Linked DNA regions of Homo sapiens: all the other regions are linked to region 1. A link is a contact called in ENCODE Hi-C or POLR2A ChIA-PET data. All regions are on one chromosome and are shown on one strand. Each heading gives the region's core, a stretch centred on a gene start or an enhancer-like site at or near the end of the contact. The rest is flanking DNA. Distances are from core to core; before and after follow the strand shown.

What was found. A loop is a pair of places that touch in the nucleus more often than their neighbours do. ChIA-PET counts read pairs that join two places held with the same protein, here RNA polymerase II (POLR2A). Pooled maps may share reads with other maps.
Region 2: a map of CD8-positive, alpha-beta T cell shows a loop between it and region 1 (13-fold over the local background). The contact joins the enhancer-like site here to the promoter of MRPL40 in region 1. A Hi-C loop is called at or near these places in 2 of 168 maps with a recorded cell type or tissue (CD8-positive, alpha-beta T cell and naive thymus-derived CD4-positive, alpha-beta T cell) and 6 of 50 pooled maps. POLR2A ChIA-PET finds 5 or more read pairs at or near these places in 9 of 52 experiments (AG04450, CD4-positive, alpha-beta T cell, CD4-positive, alpha-beta memory T cell and 6 more).
Region 3: a loop to region 1 is called in a pooled map, with 4 times the contacts of the local background. The contact joins the enhancer-like site here to the promoter of MRPL40 in region 1. A Hi-C loop is called at or near these places in 7 of 50 pooled maps. POLR2A ChIA-PET finds 5 or more read pairs at or near these places in 4 of 52 experiments (IMR-90, OCI-LY7, activated CD4-positive, alpha-beta memory T cell and 1 more).

The regions. Positions count from the first base shown.
Region 1 is chr22:19,430,241-19,434,621 of GRCh38, forward strand. MRPL40 (mitochondrial ribosomal protein L40) reads left to right here and starts at 2,305. Exons shown (of 4, transcript NM_003776.4): 1 at 2,305-2,367; 2 at 3,025-3,108. The coding sequence starts at 2,315. HIRA (histone cell cycle regulator) reads right to left here and starts at 1,493. Exons shown (of 25, transcript NM_003325.4): 1 at 1,200-1,493. The coding sequence starts at 1,236. RefSeq lists enhancers at 1-89, 330-399, 348-1,095 and silencers at 1,380-1,779, 2,070-2,379.
Region 2 is chr22:19,596,666-19,601,046 of GRCh38, forward strand. No RefSeq gene overlaps it. Among named protein-coding and RNA genes, the nearest start is that of LINC00895, 32 kb to the left of the region's middle. RefSeq lists enhancers at 1-258, 1,294-1,794, 1,795-2,295. Within about 2 kb of position 1,751, at least 6 of the 41 ENCODE cell types and tissues checked have a DNase peak (open chromatin) inside an H3K27ac peak, as active enhancers do; they include CD4-positive, alpha-beta T cell and CD8-positive, alpha-beta T cell, where a contact is called at or near this core.
Region 3 is chr22:19,574,942-19,579,322 of GRCh38, forward strand. No RefSeq gene overlaps it. Among named protein-coding and RNA genes, the nearest start is that of LINC00895, 10 kb to the left of the region's middle. Within about 2 kb of position 1,975, at least 11 of the 41 ENCODE cell types and tissues checked have a DNase peak (open chromatin) inside an H3K27ac peak, as active enhancers do.

The sequences.
Region 1 (4,381 bases), core at 1,055-3,554:
TGATACAGCACATCTACCGGGGTAACTCAGGATGAACAGTTTCAAAAGAAACACGTGAACCTAGTCCCTGAAAAATGGGAAAGATGTCACACAAGATGGAAGGAGAGAGAGGTGGCAGGAGGAGAACACACACATGATCAGTTCAGTTTAGTTGTGGTAGTAGAGAGCATCCTGGGACCAAATTCAAAACGAAAAAGCCACATGTTAAAATATCTATTCTCGCTCCTAAAGAAAACGGTAGCACCCTGTAGTCGCACTGCAAAGTAGAAATGAGGAACAAGACAGCATCAGGGTGACCCTTTGCCTGTCAACAGTCAGACAGGCCAGAATCAGGCCCTGGGCTGGAGGAGTCTCCCTGGGTTGATTTCTGTGCTACAGTGCTGTCAGCAGAGTGGGGTGGGGGAGGGGGAGGCGCGCTTTTTTCATCTACCCGGGGAGCAAACACCAACTCCTGCAGCAGTTCTGCCAACAAGGCAGAACTATGACGAAACTGATTACCACTAGCCTCTCTGTATCAGAGTCAAGATATGGGGTGGATGAGTCCGTTCCCCAAGGGTGTGCTTTGGAGCCACTGCCACAGAGCTAAGAAGCCCCTCTGCTAGAACACACCTGTGCCCTATCTGCCCAACCCTAGTTCACCCTGATGTCCCAGCTCAGCATTAATCGTGGATCCTTCGCGGGGGCCCGGGGCCCCCAAACCCTCCTATTTAGGGACCACAATTCCCCAACTGGGGGCACTGTCCCCAGATCCAGAGGGGCAGTAACAGTCCCTCTTGCAGATTTCGGATCTTCATCCTGCCACTGAAAGGCCACAAGGGGGATTTCATCCCGGTTTCACCTTCAGGACCGTCTGAGCACTTCTCGGGCGATGCAGACCAGTGGAAGGCACTGGCTGGCACCAAGGCCCGCTCCTGGGAGCCAGGCCGCGGCCCCTCCAAGGACCACAGGTGGGCAGCGGAAGACTCAGAGCAAGAGCCAGGGGCGAAGATGGCCCTCGCTGCGGTCAACCCGGAGCACGTGCTGGGGCTCACCAGCCTCTCCGCGCTGAGGACAAAGTCCGCTCCCGCCGGCTTCTTGGCTTGGGCACCGGGTACCGGGCGTCAGGGGCGAGACAGGCAGGACTTGCGCGCGCCCCGACTCGACTCCAGACCCCGACCCGACTCCGGGCTCGGCCTCCCGCGACCCCTGCGCGCACTCACCATTGTGGTTGACCCAGGTCGGCTTCAGGAGCTTCATTGTTCGGCCGCCGCCGCCGCCGGGCTGAGGCGAGCGCCGGGTCCCTCAGCGCGCCCGGGCCATGGAGCCACCGCCGCCGCTTCCTCCCGCGCCACCCGCCCTCCGGCCGCCGCCCGCCCCGCGCCCTCAGGGCCGCCGCGCCATCGCCGGCCCGCGCCCCCCTCCGCCGCCACAGCCGCCACCCGCGCTCGGCCGCCGCCGCCGCCACCACAGCCGCATCCCCTGCGCCGCTCCTCCTCAGGCGGCTCCCGGGCAACGCCGGAAGTCACGGCGCGCACCTGCCAAATCGCCCCGGCGGGAAACCGCTCCCCACGCGGACTGGGCCGCCCCGGCTCCTCCGCTGGCAGGGGCTTCGGGTCGGGCCCGGGCGCGGGCGCCCCAGAAAGGGCGGTTCGCCTGGACGGCGGACAGCGAGCGGGGCCTGCAGTTGCAACCCGGGCCGCCCGCAGAGGCAGGCGGGGCCCAGGTGGCGTGGACCGCCCGTCACCAGCTCTGCCTCGCCAGTCTGAGTCCGACTTATTAACTAGCTTCCGTCATTCATCAACACGCGCTATTGGGCATCTTGCGAGCGCCGGGCTCCGCGCCGGCGCCGGAATGCGATCCGGGCTTCGGACTCGAACGAATGCGGGGGACGAGCCAACCCTGGTGGGGGAGGCTGGGGCGGACGCGTTTATTAGAAGATCGGGGCCGTTTGCCTAGACATGAACATTTGGACTCGGAGGAGCAGAGGGACGCCCCCTCGGCCGCTCCGGCTGCACTGCGGAGCCGAGGCCCGCGCGAGGGCGCAGACCGACCAACCGGCTAGGGCCTGACTGGCTAGACTGTGCCCGCTGCAGAGGCGCGCTCCCAGCACAGGGCGGGGACGGAAGGGAGGACCCCGAGCCGCGTGAAACGCAAGGCCCTCGTGTGTGCGCAGCTGACACCCTAGGCGGGGCTGCGTCGGGGGCGGGGACAGGCGCGTCCCAGCCCACGCAGCCGGAACGCCTGAGCGCTGGGCGCCTGGTCTGCCGGACCTCAGCAGGGGGCACCGCGGGCCGGACTGTGGAGGGGCGCACGCCCGGAAGCGGCGAGGGTAGCCATGACGGCCTCCGTGCTGCGAAGTATCTCGCTAGCCCTGCGCCCGACTAGCGGGTGAGTGCGGACGCTGGCCGGATAGCGGAGTGCCCAGGGCGCGTGCGGGGTCTTCGCGACTGTCCGCCAGGACTCGCCTGTGCTCCCTGCTCGCCTCCCAGTCCACGAATATCTCAGGGATGAGCCATCTGGTCGTGACTCTTATGCATGAAAATCTGAGCACCCTGGCGAGCAGCGGTCCTGCTTAAGTCCTCTGTGGTCTGAACGAAAGATTTTGAAAAACCTTCCACGTTGACCTTGCTGTCATATCAAGTAGTTAGAAGTGCCCCGGGTTTGGGAGCATTGCAATTTTTTATTTTCCTGTGAAGTGGGAGAGAATCAGATATTTATTTATTTATTTGAGACAGAGTCTCGCTCTGTCGCCCAGGCTGGAGTGCAGTGGCGCGATTTCGGCTCACTGCAACCTCTGCCTCCCGGGTTCAAGCAGTTCTGCCCCGGCCTCCCGAGTAGCTCGGATTACAGGCGCCCAACACCACGCCCGGCTAATTTTTGTATTTTTAGTAGAGACGGGGTTTCACCATGTTGGCCAGGCTGGTCTTGAACTCCTGACCTCGCGATCCACCCGCCTCGGCCTCCCAAAGTGCTGGGATTACAGACGTGAGCAACCGCGCCTAGCCTGGAGAAGCAGATATTTATACATACTCTTGTATCTTTCAGGCTTCTGGGAACTTGGCAGACGCAGCTTAGAGAGACTCACCAGCGAGCGTCATTGTTGTCTTTCTGGGAACTCATTCCCATGAGGTAAAACTCAATCGAGGGCCTGACCTCTGGGGGTAAAGGTGTCAGTCTATGTGTAGAGAACAAAGCAAGAATGCTGGATGTGTGGTTTGCAAAATTAACAGCCTACAAAGTTTCTCAGTTAAATTTAGGCCGATGCTTTTCTGTTTTTCCAACATTTTCCAAACCATAGATTGTTGTTTGTAATTTTTAAAATTTGAGCAGTTTCTCAAGAAGTAAGTATTCTCCTTGAAGGGATTCTTGTGTGTTTTAAAGGACACAGCTTAAGTTTCTGTTTCTCCATGACCCTTCCTCTTCCCTGCCCATTCGGAGGCCCTGGAGAGTGTGGGGAAGATGCAAGTATTAAAGGTATTTCCATCTGGCACTCTCGACTCTTTGTAGATACTTGATTCAGTCAATCTTGATAGTAAAGGATTTGATTTTTCTTTTTTTTTTGAGATGGAGTCTCACTGTGTCACCCAGGCTGGAGTGCAGTGGTGTGACCTCGGATCACTGCAACCTTCGCCTCCTGGGTTAAACTAATTCTCCTGCCTCAGCCTCCCAAGTAGCTGGGATTACAGGCGCCCACTACCACGCCCGGCTAATTTTTGTGTTTTTAGTAGAGACGGGGTTTCACCATGTTGGATGTTGGTCAGGCTGGTCTCGAACTCCTGATCTCAGGTGATCCACCCACCTCAGCACCCAAAGTGCTGGGATTACAGGCCTGAGCCACCGCACCCAGTCCACAAATCAATTTTAATAGTAATAAGCTTCTAATCTAACAGTTTGGTATTTTCACTTTTGAGTGTAATCCCAAGGCACACCTGAATCCCAGCAATAAAGAGGAACACTTCCCGATTTTATACCCTGATGCCTCTTGTTGCTTTTGTACTTTTTTTTTTTTTTTTTTTTTTTTGAGACAGAGTCTCGCTCTGTTACCCAAGCTGGAGTGCAGTGGCGCGATCTTGTCCTACTGCAACCTCCGCCTCCCAGGCTCAAGTGATTCTCCTGCCTCAGCTTCCCGAGAAGCTGGGATTACAGGTGCGCACCACCACACCCAGCTAATTTTTGTATTTTTAGTAGAGACAGGGTTTCGCCATGTTGACCAGGCTGGTCTCGAACTCCTGACCTTGGGCAATCTGCCCGCCTTTGCCTCCCAAAGTGCTGGGATTACAGGCCTGAGCCACTGCACCCGGCTGCTTTTGTACTATTTCTTGTAATTGATGGCACCTACACAGTTCTCACAAGTACTGTGGGGTGGAGTACCTCCTCACCACGCTGAGCTCATGAGTTAGTC
Region 2 (4,381 bases), core at 501-3,000, 170 kb after region 1:
GATCTATCATCCCCATTTTACGGACAGGGGAACTGAGGCTGGGTTCCTGCCGCCAGCGAGTGGGACCCCTGGCCTTTGAGCCCCGGCCCTTCCCACCACCCTCTGCTGCTGGGGCTCAGCCCTCGGGCACGTGGTTGTGTTAATGGAGAGCCATGGCCATGACTTGGAGGGCCCGGAGAGCGTGCACATCATGCCTGCTTCCCATGATGCCCTGCGAGGTGGGCAGAGGCCGGGGGTGCTCAGGCCGAGCCCCTGCTACAGCAGATCTGAGGCACCAGCAGGGACTGGCTAGGTCCTCCCAGGCAGGCCAATGTGCCCGGGTCTTGGGCCTCTCTCTCTCACTCCTCACTGCCTCTCAGCTGCCCAGGCAGCGTCCCCTGCAGAGCAGCCCTGGAGCCTGGCCCCAGGCTGTGTTGCTGCCTCTTGCCCCCATGGGGCTGCCTCTGCAGGGAGCCTGAGTCGTTTCCTCCCTGGGCAGGTTTCAAAATGGCTAAGTCCAGTGGAGAAAAGAATGGCTCAAAGGGACCACAGGCTTGAATTTGAAAAAATAAAAATGCTCGATGCCAAAGCGTAGACGCACATTTATTTGAACGACTTACACTTTGACCTGAAACAGTTTTTTCCAAATTGTTTTCCACAGCGGTAATCTCTTCAAAATGAACACATGTGAGGTCTTCGAATGTATGTTAAAGGCCAGTATTTGTTTTTTTTTTTTTTTTTTTTTTTGCTTTGGAAGAACCGACCTCATCGTTTGCATGAGAACCTGATATTCTTGGTCCTCTGTACCTTTTGTAACTTCCTCTGAATGAGAGGAAATATGGTTTCCAGTTATGTTTAATTTACTTTAAACAAATCAAAGCACAGATTTCTACTTCCTGCCTGTGTAATACTTGACTGCAGGCAGCTTCAAAGGGCAGAATCACTGTTCTTGTGACTGTGCCTCTGTCGTGTTCTGTTATAAACAGTTCAAAGCTCTGCATTGTACAGGAGCGCGCGGAACAGCATGTAGAGATCTTTTTCTCTGTAGTGGCGGCAGAGCTGTGTGTGCCCTTTTGCTTTGCCTTGTGCTGGTGGTGGATTAAGTTTAGGTTTTCATAGAATATATATTTATGTAGAGACTCAGAGTTTATTTTTCCTGTTTTCTCCAGCACTGCTTAACTCATTCTCTGAAATGTTTATCACAAATGGCAGGTGGGGCTCAGAGGATGTCTCTATCTTTGTTCCTTGGCTTAAACTGGCAGGTTGTTGTAAAGGGCAGTGGGAGGGAAAGAAAACTAAGGGGAAACCAAATTACTTATTTAGGGCTTGATTTTCTGGCAGGTGAATTGGGCTTAGGAAACCCCACCTAGATTAGCAGCTGTTCCTGACCGGCCCCTCGCCAAAGCTGCACCCCTGGGTGGTGGTGGGGGCTTCAAATTAGGGTGTCCCAAGGGCTGGATTGTTCCAGCAAAGGTGTTCCTGGATTCCCAAAGCAAGTTCACTTGTTTTAGGAACAGTTCCCTGAGGCTCTGCAGGGGCTGCTGGGCTGCCTTGTCTCCCCAGGTCCATGACGCCAGGCCACCATCCATGCATCCTGTTGTGTGCTGGGACGGGGTGCCAGATGCTGGCATCCAGGAACAGAGAGTGGATTGCATGAACATGGCTACCATGCAGTTGGTTCTCTGCTGCTGGGGTGCAGGCACCTGAAAGACACGGAGGAGCTAACCCAGCTGAGAAGGGTGTGTGCCAGTCAGGACCTGGGGTGCAGGACACAAACATCACACCACTGGGTTGCACAAGACTTGGAGGAGGGGCCCAGGAGGATGACATCAAGGTCTGGAGGGGGTTGCTCAACAACACACCTGGATGTGCAGTGCAGGCATGGCACCTGCCTCTGCAGCAGGGCCCAAAGACTCGATGGGGCTGCCATGTGGCCTGATGTGAGTTGGAGTGAGGCTGTGACCCCCGGGTGAAAGCTGCAGCCTGCATGCATCGATCACAAGCGAGGGCTGGCTGTGTCCTCATCCCAGGAAGGGCGGGGTGAGGGCCTCACCACAGTGTGGGCAGGGCCCACTCACGCCCTGGGAAGTGAATCAGGAGGTGGCAGCAGGCACTGGGGCTCTCTAATCTCTTGCCCGTCTTTGTCCAGTTATTGTGAGAGCTCCAATTCCCTGTTCTTATTTCTCTGAAAGTGCTGATAAGATGGGTACAGAATAAATCAAATGCAAAGTTACGTTTCCTGGCTTAGGAAGCAAAAACCTAAGTATAACCTTGGAAGTGCTCCTGGGTACTCCTTTCTTTCCCCAAGGTGATTTTTCCCTCTTAAACACATTACAGTAAAATACATACAACATTCACTACTTTAATCATGTTTTGTTTGTTTGTTTGTTTGTTTGTTTGAGACAGGGTCTCGCTTTGTTGCCCAGGCTGGAGTGCAGTGGAGCAAGCACAGCTCGCCTTCTGGGCTCAAGTGATCCTCCCAAGTAGCTGAGACTACAGGTGTGAGCCACAGTACCTGACTGATTTTGAAAAAAAATTGTTTGTAGAGATAGGGTCTGGCTATGTTGCCCAGGCTAGTCCAAACTTCTGACCTCAAACTATCCTCCAGGCTGGGACTCCCAAAGTGCTGGAATTACACACGTGAGCCACTGTGCCTGGCCCACTTTAATTTTTTTTTTTTTTGAGATGGAGACTCTGTCACCCAGGCTGGTGTGCAGTGGCACAATCTCGACTCACTGCAATCTCCACCTCCCGGGTTCAAGTGATTCTCCTACCTCAGCTTCCCTAGTAGCTGGGACTATAGGCATGCGCCCCATGCTTGGCTGATTTTTTTTGTATTTTTTAGTACCAACACCATGTTGGCCAGGCTGTTCTTGAACTTCTGACTTCAAGTGATCCACACATCTCGGTCTCCTAAAGTTCTGGAATTACAGGTGTGAGCCACCGCACCTGGCCCCACTTTAACCATTTTTAAGTGCATTAAGGACATTCACAGTGTTGAGCAGCCAGCACCATCACCATCTCCAGAACGTCGTCATCTTCCGAGGCTGAAACTCTGTTCCCATTGAACACCACCTCCCCACTCCCCATGGCTGTCTCAGGAGCTGGCCTGAGCACTGCTGCCCTCAAGGTCACTCTAGAAGTGGAGCTTCAGTTCGGCCCCCACTTCCTGTGGCTCTATCCCTGCAGGTGTGCCCGGGATCCAGAGGTGGCCCCATGAGGCCTTGTCCGAGCAGGTCTGGCTGGACCCTTGCTCCTCTTGGAGCTGGGTAGGGCTGGGTGGGCTGCGTAGGGATGTTCAGGGCAGTGGTCACCTGTTGCCCAGCTCTGGGTGGAGCCCTGTCTGAAGACAGCTGTTCTTTTCTAAAGAAAGAAGATCTGTCAGACGTTAGTCATCTGCACCACTGTCACAGCTGACGTTGATTGAGCTCCTGTGTCCTGGGCACTGTCCCAAAAGCCCCCTGCATGCAGTTCTTGCCATTTAGTACCTTTTGTTTTGTGTTTACTGAATGGATACAGCCGGAAGCTAGCTAAATTTAACTCACGCCCTCGACTTGGGTGGAGGTGAGGAAGGGGCTTTCTGAGGCAGGGAATTGGGTGAGGGCTTTATTTTATAGGCATACTTTGGAGATAGTGTGAGTTCAGTTCCAGACCACACTGCAGTAAAGTGAATATCATAATGAAGTGGGTCATATGAATTTTTTGGTTTCCCAGCACATATAAAAGTTATGTTTACACTAAACTGTAGTCTATTAAATATAGGATAGCATCACATCTAAAAAAAACAATTTTTATATGCCTTCATTTAAAAATACTTGGCCGAGCGTGGTGGCTCATGCCTGTAATCCCAGCATTTTGGGAGGTTGAGGCGGGAGGATCATGACCTCAGGAATTCAAGACCAGCCTGGTCAATATGGTGAAACCCCGTCTCTACTAAAAATACAAAAAAAAAAAATTAGCTGGGCATGGTGTCGCGCGCCTGTAATCCCAGCTACTCAGGAGGCTAAGGCAGAAGAATCTCTTGAACCCAGGAGACGGAGGTGGTAGTGAGCCGAGATCACGCCATTGCACTCCAGACTGGATGACAGAGCGAGACTCCGTCTAAAAAAAAAAAAAAAAGAAAGAAAAAGAAAAAAAAACTTTACTGCTAAAAATACTAATGATCATCCAAGTCTTCAGTGAGTCAGAATCTTTTTGCTGGTGGAGGGCCTTGCCTCGGTGCTGATGGCTGCTGACTGATCAGGGTGGTGGTTGCTGAAGGGTAGAGGGGCTGTGACAATGTATTCAAATCAGACAACAGTGAAGTTTACCACATTGATTGACTCTGCCTTTCACAGGAGATGGCCCCCGGCACTGGAGGCTGCTTGATACCATTTTACCCACAGTAGAAGGTCTTTCAAAA
Region 3 (4,381 bases), core at 725-3,224, 140 kb after region 1:
AATCCCATTCTCCAGAGATAACATCATTGTTAACATAGTCCTTAAACGTTTTCTTCTATACCTATATAGTATTTTATTATATGGATGAATCATTATTTATAATTATTCCTCTGTGGAAGAACATTTAGGTGCCTGTAAGTTTTCTTCTGTTAAAATATAGCCCTACAGTGAACATTCTTGAGTGTGTGTATTCACTTGTGTGCATTTGTGAGTAGTTTTGCAGGCTGGGCTCCTCCAAGTGGAATTGCTAGGCTAAAGGGCATGTACCTTTTAGAGGTTTTTGTTTGTTTGTTTGTTTGTTTGTTTTTTGAGATGGAGTCTTGCTGTGTCACCCAAGCTGGAGTGCAGTGGCGCGATCTCAGCTCACTGCAACCTCCGCCTCCCGAGTTCAAACAATTCTCCTGCCTCAGCCTCCCAAGTAGCTGGGATTACAGGCATGCGCCAACAAGCCCAGGTGATTTTGTAGTTTTAGTAGAGACAGGGTTTCACCATGTTGGTCAGGCTGGTCTTGAACTCCTCCTGACCTGTAGTGACCCACCCGCCTTGGCCTCCCAAAATGTTGGGATTACAGGCATGAGCCACCACGCCTGCCCAACCTTTTAGAGTTTTAACAGATGTTGCTCCGTGGCCTGAGAATGCCTGTTTCCCCACACTTTCTCCAGCACTAGATTTAACCTAATCTGTTGGGTGAAAAAGGTTGTCTTATTGATGCCTTAATTTACATTCTATCCATGACTTGCAACTTTAAGCATCTTTTAAAATGTTTATTGGTTACAGGCAATCTTCATGAGAACATTGTATCCTCTGTCTGTTTTTCTTTTGGGTTTCCTTTATTTTTCCTTAATGGAGTTGAAACAGTTCTTTGCAGGATCTGGCAGTTGATTGACAGCTTCTTAATTCTAAGAATGCCCCCAACTTAAAAGCAGCCCTGGAGGGTCCCCTTCTTCCGTGTCACCCCCAGTGTCTTGTGTGAGTTGTCACCGGGCCCCACTTGTTTTCCTCTGAAGCATTCTGACAGCTCTGCTCGTGGCCCCTGCGTTTAAGAGACATGCTGGGCCGGGCGCAGTGGCTCACGCCTGTAATCCCAGCACTCTGGGAGGCCGAGATGGGTGGATCACGAGGTCAGGAGATCGAGACCATCCTGCCTAGCATGGTGAAACCCCATCTCTACTAAAAATACAAAAAATTGGCCGGGCATGGTGGCAGGCGCCTGTAGTCCCAGCTCGGGAGGCTGAGGCAGGAGAATGGTGTGAACCTGGGAGATGGAGGTTGCAGTGAGCCGAGACTGCGCCACTGCACTCCAGCCTGGGTGACAGAGAGAGACTCCGTCTCAAAAAAAAAAAAAAAGAGACATGCTGCAGGCCAGGCATGGTGGCTCATGCCTGTAGTCCCAACACTTTGGGAGGCCAAGGCGGGCGGATCACTTGAAGTCGGGAGTTTGAGACCACCCTGGCAAACATGGGGAAACCCCGTCCCTACCAAAAATACAAAACAGCTGGGCGTGGTGCCTGTAATCCCAGTTAACTCGGTAGGCTGAGGCAGGAGAATTGCTTGAACGCAAGAGGTGGAGGTTGCAGTGAGTCAAGATCATGTCACTGCACTCCAGCCTGGACAAGAGTGAGATTCTGTCTCAAAAAAAAAAAAAAAAAGAGAGAGAGAGAGAAACATGCTGCTGCAGAGCACCCCTGCAGTGTTCCCGAGGTGTGAGGTGACAGAGCCCTAGTCTCTGATTCTGTGACAGCTTCAGAGGGTGACACTCTGTGTCGGGCCCAAAAGGGCTCCCCTGGGCTGTCAGTGATGAGCTTCTCTGGTCACCTTTGGGGGGTGCCGTAACCTCACCTCTGTTCAGTTTCTCAGATGGCCAGTCAGGGAAAAGAGTGGCCATCAACATATCATGAAAATGTTCTATTTGAAAATGCAGAGTACAGTTCCTGGGGACACGGGGATCTCCCAGTGCTCGGTGCTTCAAGACCCTGGGCAGTTCATATTAGACAATGTCACAGGAAGGTGTGAGTCATTCTGGGCGGTTGCTAGTGTGCCGTGCCTGTGGGCTTGGTGCTGGGGAGGCCAGGCAGGCTTGGTGGTGGGGAGGCCAGGCGTGGGAGTGATGCTCCTGACTATGCCTTCTCTCCCAGTCACTCCTTTCTGGGTTTTGTTAGGGGAGGGGGTGTCTAGGGCCCAGGCCATCACCAGAAGCTTGGCCCCCTGCTCTTGCTTCTGCCAAACACTCCACAGTTCAGCTGGAAGCGCCCTCAGGGTTGTCCAAGCTGCCTGCAGTTGGTTGTGCCTCCGACTGGCTCTGGCCCCGCCTCCCAGCCTCCGTAGCTGGTTCCTGAGCCCTACTCCTGGGGCCGCCAGCCTCTCCTACTTCCCTCCTCTCTCTCTGCTTGCTTTGCAGCAGCTTTACTGAGATATGATTCACATACCCTACAATTCACCCCTCGGAAGAAGAGTTCTTAGTAGAGTTTTCCATCATTTTTAGTCTGTTCACAGAGTTGTGTAACCATCACCATCCAGTTTAGAATATTTGCATGGCCCCAAAAGAAGCCCAGTACTCATGAATCAGTCACTCCCATTTCCCCCTCACCTACCTCCTCTCTCAGCCTCTCCCAGCCTCTCACAACCACCAGTCTACTTTCTGTCCCTATGGATTTGCCCTTTCTGGACATTTCATGTAAGTGGAATCAGATGGTATGTGGCCACTTGTGTTTAGAGTGGTGAGCAGAGCCCAGGCTGCGGCAGACATCCAGACCAAGGCGGTCTGGGCCAGGTGACAGCCTGGCTAGGGTTTGGCGAGGTCAGTTCCTCCTGCCTCCGTGGGGCCCATGAGCCGCAGTCCCCAGGGATGCATCCGGAGGGCATCAGAGGCAGGACGCCGAGCAAGCTGATACCCAAGGAGTCACAGCCACCCTGGGAGCTTAAAGGGCCGATGCAGGGATTGGGAGGCCGTGGTCTGGGTCAGTTGGGAACTGGGGGTGATCAGGGATGGCCACTCATAGAACCTCTGGATCCTGTAATCTAGAGAGACACGGAACATGAGCTCCCCTGTTGGTGTCTCTCCTGAACCCATTCCCTCAATATAGACACGCTTCTCCTTTGATGTTGTAGACAGTCTGAGATATATTCTACTAATTTTACCAGTTAGGCTTTCCGTGAATTGATGCCTTGTTAAAGTTCTCTAGAGGGTTTTGACATTCATTTTCATTCATTCACATCTTAGGGTGAATTATTTTAATCTAGGTACTTTCTTCCTAACAGAAGAATCAAGTTAATGAAACTGGAAGTCCCTAGTCTCCTTAGATTTCATAATTGGCCTCACAATGTCACAAGAACCCTGATCCTGGCACTCGTCCTATCAGGTGCTGTGCAAGGGAAGCGCTGTGAGTGACAGAGCAAAGCCAGGCATCTTTCAGTCAAGGATTTTCTCTCCAGTTGTGTGCAAGATAAGAAGTGACTGACTCTGTGTAGCCAGGAGGCTGAGGCAGGAGGATGGCTTGAGGCCAGCGGTTTGGGACCAGCCTAGGCAACATAGTAAGACTCGGTCTCTACAAAAAATTTAAAAAATATCCGGGTGTGGTGGTGCGTGCCTGGGGTCCCAGCTGCTGGGAATGCTGAAGCAGGAGGGGATTGCTTGAGCCCAGGAGTTCGAGGCTGCAGTGAGCCATGATTGCACCACTGCACTCCAATCTGTGTGACAGATGAGACCCTGTCTCTTAAAAAAAAAAAAAAACCAAAACCAAAAACAAAAAACCACCTCTCTAGATTATGTTGCTCCTCTGCTCCACACCATGCTGTGGCTTCTGTTCACAGTCAAAGGTCCCAAAGTGGCCATGGCCTGTGCTGCCTGCTGCCGCTCTCCACACCCTGGCCGCTCGGTCCCCAGGAGACCAGGCATGCTCCTGCCACAGGGCCTTTGCACTGGGTGCTCTCTGGGTCTGGAACAGGCCCCACACCCACTCACTTCCCCCAAGTCTGCTCAGATGCCACTTCCACACTTCCTAACAAAAGGAAGCTGTTGGTGAGCAGATGCTCAGTAACTTATGTGTGGCCAGAAGGAGCGAGTGGCTCCAGCCTGCGCGTGGAAAGCTGGCTCTCCTGGGTCACTGCTCTCACTGAGCCTCGGGTTTCTGCTGCCCAGAGGACTGCGTGGCTCTTTCTTGTACCTGGCAGTTCTGACACTGCTGGAATTGGGAAGAAAAGGGACCCTGAGACTAGGTCACTCCCTCCTGGGGTCTCAAGGGGCCCTGTCCCTGGGGCTGGAGGCTGAGCTTCCTCCTCCTTGTCCCCACCCTGGGGATGGCCTGTGTTCTGTCTTCCTTGTGCTCACCACTGGCGCCTGTTGGCTGAGGCAAGAGGGCCTCCAGCTGGGTTCTTCCTGTCC